Regions from separate parts of the Mus musculus genome. Here all the other regions are linked to region 1. The links are chromatin loops, found by intact Hi-C in ENCODE. Cell type or tissue: left cerebral cortex. All regions are shown on one strand.

Evidence for each region. Peaks named below come from ENCODE experiments on the same cell type or tissue, not always from the same donor. Only the 100,000 strongest peaks of a DNase experiment are listed, where the experiment ranks them.
Region 2: a loop joins it to region 1, with 3 times the contacts of the local background. A loop is called at or near these places in 2 of 42 quality-filtered maps.
Region 3: it touches region 1 in a loop (2.6-fold over the local background); 3 of 42 quality-filtered maps call a loop at or near these places.

Annotation. Positions count from the first base shown.
Region 1 is chr3:122,902,799-122,905,298 of GRCm38, forward strand. The region is part of intron 3 of 4933405D12Rik (RIKEN cDNA 4933405D12 gene); the gene reads right to left. Among named protein-coding and RNA genes, the nearest start is that of Fabp2, 9.0 kb to the left of the region's middle. In left cerebral cortex, a CTCF peak has its summit at 1,486 (motif pointing left); a DNase peak (open chromatin) is centred at 1,474.
Region 2 is chr3:122,800,531-122,803,030 of GRCm38, forward strand. All of the region lies in intron 9 of Pde5a (phosphodiesterase 5A, cGMP-specific), which reads left to right. 4930447N08Rik (RIKEN cDNA 4930447N08 gene) reads right to left here and starts at 1,450. Exons shown (of 4, transcript NR_045168.1): 1 at 1,307-1,450. In left cerebral cortex, no CTCF peak of the experiment used is centred here; a DNase peak (open chromatin) is centred at 1,504.
Region 3 is chr3:122,300,140-122,302,639 of GRCm38, forward strand. It overlaps Gm40190. Among named protein-coding and RNA genes, the nearest start is that of Mir760, 7.7 kb to the left of the region's middle. In left cerebral cortex, a CTCF peak has its summit at 1,269; DNase peaks (open chromatin) are centred at 1,358 and 2,112; H3K27ac peaks cover 1,216 bases.

The DNA of each region.
Region 1 (2,500 bases):
TGGCTGTTTGTTGGTTTTCAGTAAATTGCTTTTATTATGTTTAGGATTGGGTCTGGAATTCCTGATCTCTCCATACTTTTAACATGAAGGGGTGTTGTATTTTGTCAAATGCTTTTTCTTTTCTTTTCTTTTCTTTTTTTAAAAAATAGTTTTAGAGCTTTATTGCAGAAAGGCAGAGAGAAAGAGAGAAGGTAGAAAGAGGGAGAGAGGGGGAAGGGAGAGAGAGAAGGAGGGCTAGAGAGGAGAGTAAGAAAGGCAAATGCTTAAACACAAATGCTTTTTCTGCATCTAAGGAGATGATCATGTGATTTTTTTCTTTGAGTTTGTTTATATAGTAGATTATGTTAATGAATTTTCGAATATTGAACCAACCTTGCATCCCTTTTCCATGGGCCTGTGTGAGTGAGCCTCACCCTGGCAGATGAGACCTCTTCGATCTGGTCCAGACTTAAGCATAACTAGGGTGAGCTTCACTTCATCTCTCTGGAATGTAGTTCAGGCATCTTTAAATTGAGTAATTAGACTGGATTTCTAAGCTCCTTTCATAATGTAATATACACTTTATGCAATATAGTACATATAATATGGTGTCTGAGAAACAGTAAGTCTCCCTTTCTTCAGCAGCCATTTGGGAGTATGCCATGGGGGAGAGATTGCTGGGATGATAGAGAACATGGAGTGGGAGGGGGGAAATATCACCTATCTTGTTAAATATGGCTGGTTCATGGACTAACATCATGCTTTGCTCAAAAAGACCCTATGTTTGTTTAAAGGCCTCGTTGTTACTTTTTTAAGATTCTCAATTACACAGAGTCATTGTATTTTGTCTTCCTTCTTTTGGTTGTGTTTGTGTGTGTGTGTCTTTGTGAGTACATGTTTATGATGGAATGTGGGAGTCCGTGTACACATGTGTGCCTGGGTATATATGGAGGCCCCAAGTTGATATTGGGTATCTTTTCAAACTTCACCGTATTTGAGGGGACAGGTTCTCCAGCTGAACCTGGAGCTCGCCAATCAGTGATTGGCAGGTGGGAAAACTATGGGGACCCCTGCTCCTATATCTACTGCCTTCTCAGTATTGGGGTTCCAGAGGTGCACCACCATGTCCAGGTTTTATGTGGATGTTAGGGATCATAACTCAGGACCACATGTTTGTTCAGCACGCATCTACCCACTGAGCGATGCTGTCAGCTCCCTGTGTATTTATACAGGCCCTGCAAACTTCACCAGTCCTATCCCTAAGAGCGGACTGTTCATAAGTATAAAAAAAGTATTTTCAAAAGAATAACTAGACAACGCCAGCAAGGCATTCATGGGCACTTCAAACCCAAATGTGTAGGTAAGGTACTTGCCTGATACAGAGCGGGAGCTAGAGGGGCTTTGTGAGGACTGGGAGGGGAGGCAGGACAGATGCTTCCCTCAGGAGATGGGGCTTTACCTTCCGTTGAGATTTGCTTTGGTTACAGTACAGGAGTGCCCTCTACTGGACAAGGACACGGTCGCTTTCCATTTGTGTCTCAGTGGCTGCTGCAGAGATAGCTAGCTATACCATGTCCTAAAGTTTAAAATGGTATTGAATGATTATGTGGCTCCAGCTTCTGTATGAGCAAAACTAACACGAAGGCTCGTTTTCCTTACTGCAGGAGCAATTCCCTAAAACTGTTCTCATTCACTAAACAGAAACAGCATTAACACTTTATGTAGGGTTATCTCAGTTCTGAATGAGAACACCTGAAGTAGCATTGCCATCTTTTGAAAGTGGGTAGTGACACCACGTTTGCTAACACACAGGGTTGTGTACCTCTGCTTTGCTTGAGCCCAGAGGCCAACATTCAGAATACTGGTGCAATTGAGTTTATTGGAGAATTGAATGGGATGGAAGAGTGAACGAGAAAGATCAGGAGACGTGGAGCAGTCAGCAGTGATGATAAGGAACTGTTGCAGAGGGGGTCTCAGCTCACCTGTCCCCACTGAGGAGTCCATTAGCATGCACGGTTATAGAAGCCCCTCCCTCCCCCAGTCTGTAATCCAGATTACTAAGAATTAAAGACAGAACTTAAGTTTTAATTTGGTATTCAGTAGTTAGGACTGTGGGAAGGTGGATGATTAGTAGAAATCGGAACGGAAAGGCCCGAGTTCTCCCCAAGGGTCAGCCCAGTTTCAAGGCCACATCCTCAAGTTTTGTGTCCAAACAATTTACACACACACACACACACCACACACACACACACATCCCACACAGATACACACCCACCCACACCCACATACACACACAGACACACACACACCCACACACACCCACACACAGACCACACACACACACAGACACACAGACAGAGACCACACACACACAGACACACACACAGAGACCACACAGACACACAGACACACAGACACACAGACACACAGACACACACACATACACACCCACACCCACAGACACACCCACACACACCCACAGACCACACACACAAACACAGAGACCACATACACACACACA
Region 2 (2,500 bases), 100 kb before region 1:
AGAACTCCATTTGTTTCTTATAAACCTTCCCATGGATTTTTGCTTGCCATAATTAAATTTTCTAAGGGATTTAATGTGATCAGTGGGATAAGCATGCATGCTTGCCCGGCCTGCTTTTGAGAGAGAATTTAATTATATGCTTAAGTGGCTGTTTGTCTTCAGTACCCCTTTCTTGCCCTGGAGCTTACGTCTGTGTTTCTGCACCTGTAGTGGTGACTTGTAACACAGACACATTTTATCTGCTCTGCGCTGGGCTGTGGATACAGCAGACTTAACATTCATTTGGCAGTCCATTTAAATGATTTGTGAGCAATTCCAGAGGTTGAATTTAATACTCCCCTTTTTTATTTCTTTTTGTCCGGAGCTTTGCAGTCCACCACTGCCCTACATCCCCAGATCCATTAATACCTCTTAACATACTTGTTCAGCGAATTTTAGCCAGGACAGATTTGAATTACTATGTAACAGACTCAATTAGGGCATAGCTTAGCAAATTGCCTGATGTTCATGCCCTAAGCCCTCTGTCACACTTTCCGTGGTATGCCTTCAGGGATTGCTACGAGGTAATCTAAAAATCTTATTTCTGAGCAACGACCACTGTGTATAAGATAACTTGTGTAAAAATTGAAAGACACTTCCTCTGTGATCTGAGCAAAAGAGCCTGAAACAAATGACTTGCAGGAAGATTCCAACTGGGAGACAGCCAGAGCCTACGTAAACAGTCCCATAGTTATAATGTGAGGAGCCACAAAGATGAGAGGACATAGCCCTGTGTTTTACCAAATATGGAGTGCATGTTGCTAAGATAATGAACCTGAGTGATGTTATATATGGCTTTTTGCTCACATGGTCCACCGTCTTTAAGTCTCATTTGAAGTATTGCTTTATAATAGAATAGTGTTGGAAATGTGGTCCCCACAGCACTACATGCAGATAGGAAAGTGTGCAGACATAAGTACTACATAGGCAAACACAAATGAAAAGCAGATCATCTGTTAAAACAGAGAGCGCAGCCATGGTGACAAAAGGAATTAATATGTAATCAGATGTCAGCACAGACCATGAAAATCCTTTGTGTTCCAGGAAAAATAAGGGCTAATGGTCGACTCAATCTCTGTGGGAAAGTACCTCGGGTCAGAGCTGGGGGCCGCAATCTTTTCATTAACTCAACATTTTTTTTTTCTTAAATTCTTACTGTCTGCCAGGATTTTGTTAGCTGAGAAAGTGGGATTGTGGGGAGGGGATTGCTAAGCCCAGCACACTTAAAGCCAAGAAAGAAACAGAAGTGCAATCTGTCCTTACTCACCCAGTGTCACTGTGAACACAAGGAGAAGCGCCTGCCCTGGGTCTGAGCTGCGAGGCTGAGGGGGCCTCTGTTTGAAGGAGATGTAGGCGTCACCTGGGAGACAGGCAGGAGCGCACCAGACAGCAATGCAGGCCCCAGGTAGATGGAAAGACCACGGGCAAAGGTGTGAGCAGTTGACGTGCAGTTTGAGCAGTGCATGCGACTGAGCATGCGCAGTGACGGAGCTAGGCGGAAGCCAAGGCAGAGGTTGATTTTAGACTCCTGTGGGTGCTGTGCAGTTGTAAATAAATGCAGCTGCCCTGTCCTCGTTCCTATAATGGTCCCACCACCTTCACAAGGAAAATCATGAGGACCAGAGATTGTGTGTCTACTCAGTACCTATCCCACAGTGCTCACATATGGGAAGTCTTCTACTTAGAGACAAAGTGATAAAAGTTAACAACACATTTTACTCAATGGTGGGCCATGTATACCAACACCTTGTACAGGAACCTCATTCTGTAGACACAGAATCCCATAGCAACACCGGCTGAGTAAAGATTATCATAACTTTAGGGTAATTCTCCATTCTTGCCCAACTTCATGGCTGACCTATAAGGAGAGATTATGATATTCTTTAGGGACTAAGTCTGCTTTTATATCTAAAACAGTTGTTGTATCTGTGATTACTTCTTTCCATGTGATTATCCTGAATACTTGAGCATATATTTGAAATCCGAAGCTGCCTCTGTGAGCTGCCTATTTTCTGCATTCTATTTTGTATGCAATTGCATTTTTTAAAGCTCTGATTTCTCAGTAAGGGAAGGCAGACTGTGTGACCCAAACCTCTGATCTGCATCAAAACTGTTCTCTTGGCACAAGTACAAAAATCCAATTAAGTTTCCAAAGGACAAATTGTCTTTGGGGACTCAACTGATCTGAAATTCATGACCAATCTGGAGGAAAATAGTTCTCTAAGAATTTTTTTTTTAAAATCATAGACGATATACATTCAGGGCTGAGTGAAACTAACGCTCATATAAATTAATCGGGGTTACTCTCCTAGGTTTGTTTTTGAGAAGTCTGTGTTCTTACTTGGAGACACCAGGCATCTCTAAGAGAAAGCAGTAAAGCGATCTTTGGGTGTGAATATTGAGGTCCATCGGAGCCATGGTGACTGATGATCTTATGTGCTTAATCTCTTGGAATGCTATA
Region 3 (2,500 bases), 600 kb before region 1:
TTCAGCTTCAACATTCCTTCCTGAGAGAGAGGGTCCCAAACTTCTTCCAGTCTCCAGTCCCACGTGCCCACCCTTTCTTGTGCATTTGTATAATAGCATCTTGATTTCTCCAAATACCTACTGCCTTGAGGGTCTTTGTCCTTTGTGAGTGTCTTTCTCCCCCACTGGACTGTATACTACCCAACACCGTGAGAATCCAAGCGTCTCGTTCACTTTCAGATCAGCACCCAGCCCCCCGCACAAGCAGATACATGATAAGTGAAGGATTGGGTGGCTATGTGGGTGGAAATACTGTGGGGAGAGAAGTGTGTAGTGGAATACACCTGTGAGGAAGGGGCCTGGCCACCCGGCTGGGGAAAGGACGGTGGCAGGAGCTCTCAGGAGAAATTCACGCTGGTATCAAGGCAGGATAGGAAAAAGCAAAGTATAGAGAAGAAGAAAGAGCAGCCGAGGCAGAACAGTCAAAGTGGGGGCAATGGTCAGAGGCCTGGGGAGCTCTGTTAGCAAGGGTGAGACAGGCACCCAGGAGCAGCAGGACTTGGCAGCCCCAGGGCACTGGCTAGTCCTTTCCTCTCTTCCCGTTCCAATACTCAGTCACCCCCTACCCTGGATACCTTTCATGAGACACTTCCAGAATCTTCGGCTTTAGAGTCCTTAAGGAGACAGGACATTCTATAAAGAGGAGACTTCATCCCCACCTCTCTCCTTTTCTCTCTTGCCCTCCCTCCATCCCCTCCCTTCATCCTTTACCAAACTCACTTCCCTTTCTTGGGCTTCTTCTACATCTCACCAGTTGCAAAGAGTGTTTTCTTCTTACTCTCTTTTAAAAGATGAATAGAGCCCTAAGCTGGAATTGGTCTCTCTGTTCATCCCTGTCTCCATTATCACTACCACTATAACAGTGGCCAGAGAAGCAGATCAGGTCTAGCATGTGGGTCACCAAGGGCAGAAAGGAGGCTCTTGTTAGTTCCCAAAATAGGCACAGATACAGACAGGCCAGGTTAGCTGAGCAGAAAGGTAGAACAAGGCCATGCCCCGAGGGAAGCCTGTCAGATGACTCCCACCTCCTGCTCCCACTGCCTGAAACTGTTTGACAAAGTGTCAGCAGGGCGGTAGTGCCTCCAAGGGTTTGGGCATGGAGAAGGGCCCAAGGCAGGGCTCAGGCCCAAGAAAGGGGCATCTTGACTCTCAAGGTGAGGGCTAGGCAGAGAATGCAGAGCCAGAGGAGCAGAACCTTGCAAACTTTTCACTTTCATGCCAGAAATGTGCCAGGGGGAGCCCTGGTTTTCTCTCTGCAGAGACTTGATGTGTCATCTTCTTACACGAGAAGTGCTGACGTCAGACCAGGGCTTTGCGCTTGCTCAGCAAGCTTTCTGCCACTCAGCTGTACCCCCCAGACAAGGCCTGATGGTTAACTGTTCTGCTTTGCTCTGGCAGGGAGGAGCCTCCAGGGCTCACCCGCTCTGGCAGGAAGGAGAGAGATTTTGCAAAGGGAAGCTGCAGCCCTGTAGTTCCTGGGAACAAAGCATGGTAGGATAGGCCACATTCTCAGGGCCAGACTGGCATAGCGAAGCACTGCAGGCTGACTCCGGTGCCAGGGTCACTGGCTAAGGTTGCTCACCGAAGGATGACAACCCTGGAAGGGAAACTGTAGTCCTGAGGTTGGTGGGGGAACAATTGTGTATGGAAACAATGTCATACATTCATATCTCCCAGAGACTCCATGCAGGAGCTAGCTAGACCCCAGAGGGATCTTGGTGTTTGTGAGCTCTGATGGACTGGAGGGAGTAGATGAAGATAATACCTTGAAGCAAACCCGGGTGTGCAGCCCACAGTTAAGCTCACAGAGCTGCCCTTGCATAGAGGGTTGCTTTGGGTAATTCTTCTGTGGAAAGAGGATGCCCCCCAGGCTACCTGGGCACACAGAACAAAGTGCCAGGGAAAACACGTTTGAATCTGGAGTGGGTGCATTTTTTTTTTTTGGATGAAACAGAAGAAAACAGGAGGAGGAGGGACCCTGGGAAATGCTTTGGGCTTCAGAGGACACATGGGTGTGGGGTCATTTGAGAAGTGAGGACTGAAGACAATGAGGCTAGTGTGACAGAGGCCTGGGAGGAATACAGCCAGGAAGCAGTGTAGGTGGGGAAGATCTGGAAGAAAGGAGGGCCTGTGCCAGGAGGATGTGGGAGAATAAAGGGAGAGAGGGTGACATATGTATGTATGTATGTATGAATGTATTATATATGCATGAATGTACGAATGTATATATGTATACATGCATATATTATGTATGTATATATGTATGTATATATGCATGCATGATGTATGTATGTATGTGTGCATGCATGATATATGTATGTATATATGTATGCATGCATGATATATGTATGTATGTATGTATGCATGCATGATGTATGTATGTATGTATGTAGTGTTAAGTGAGAGATCAAGAGCTTGGGAAGGAGGGTCACAGGGCACCTCAGAGATGTCATCAAGAGGG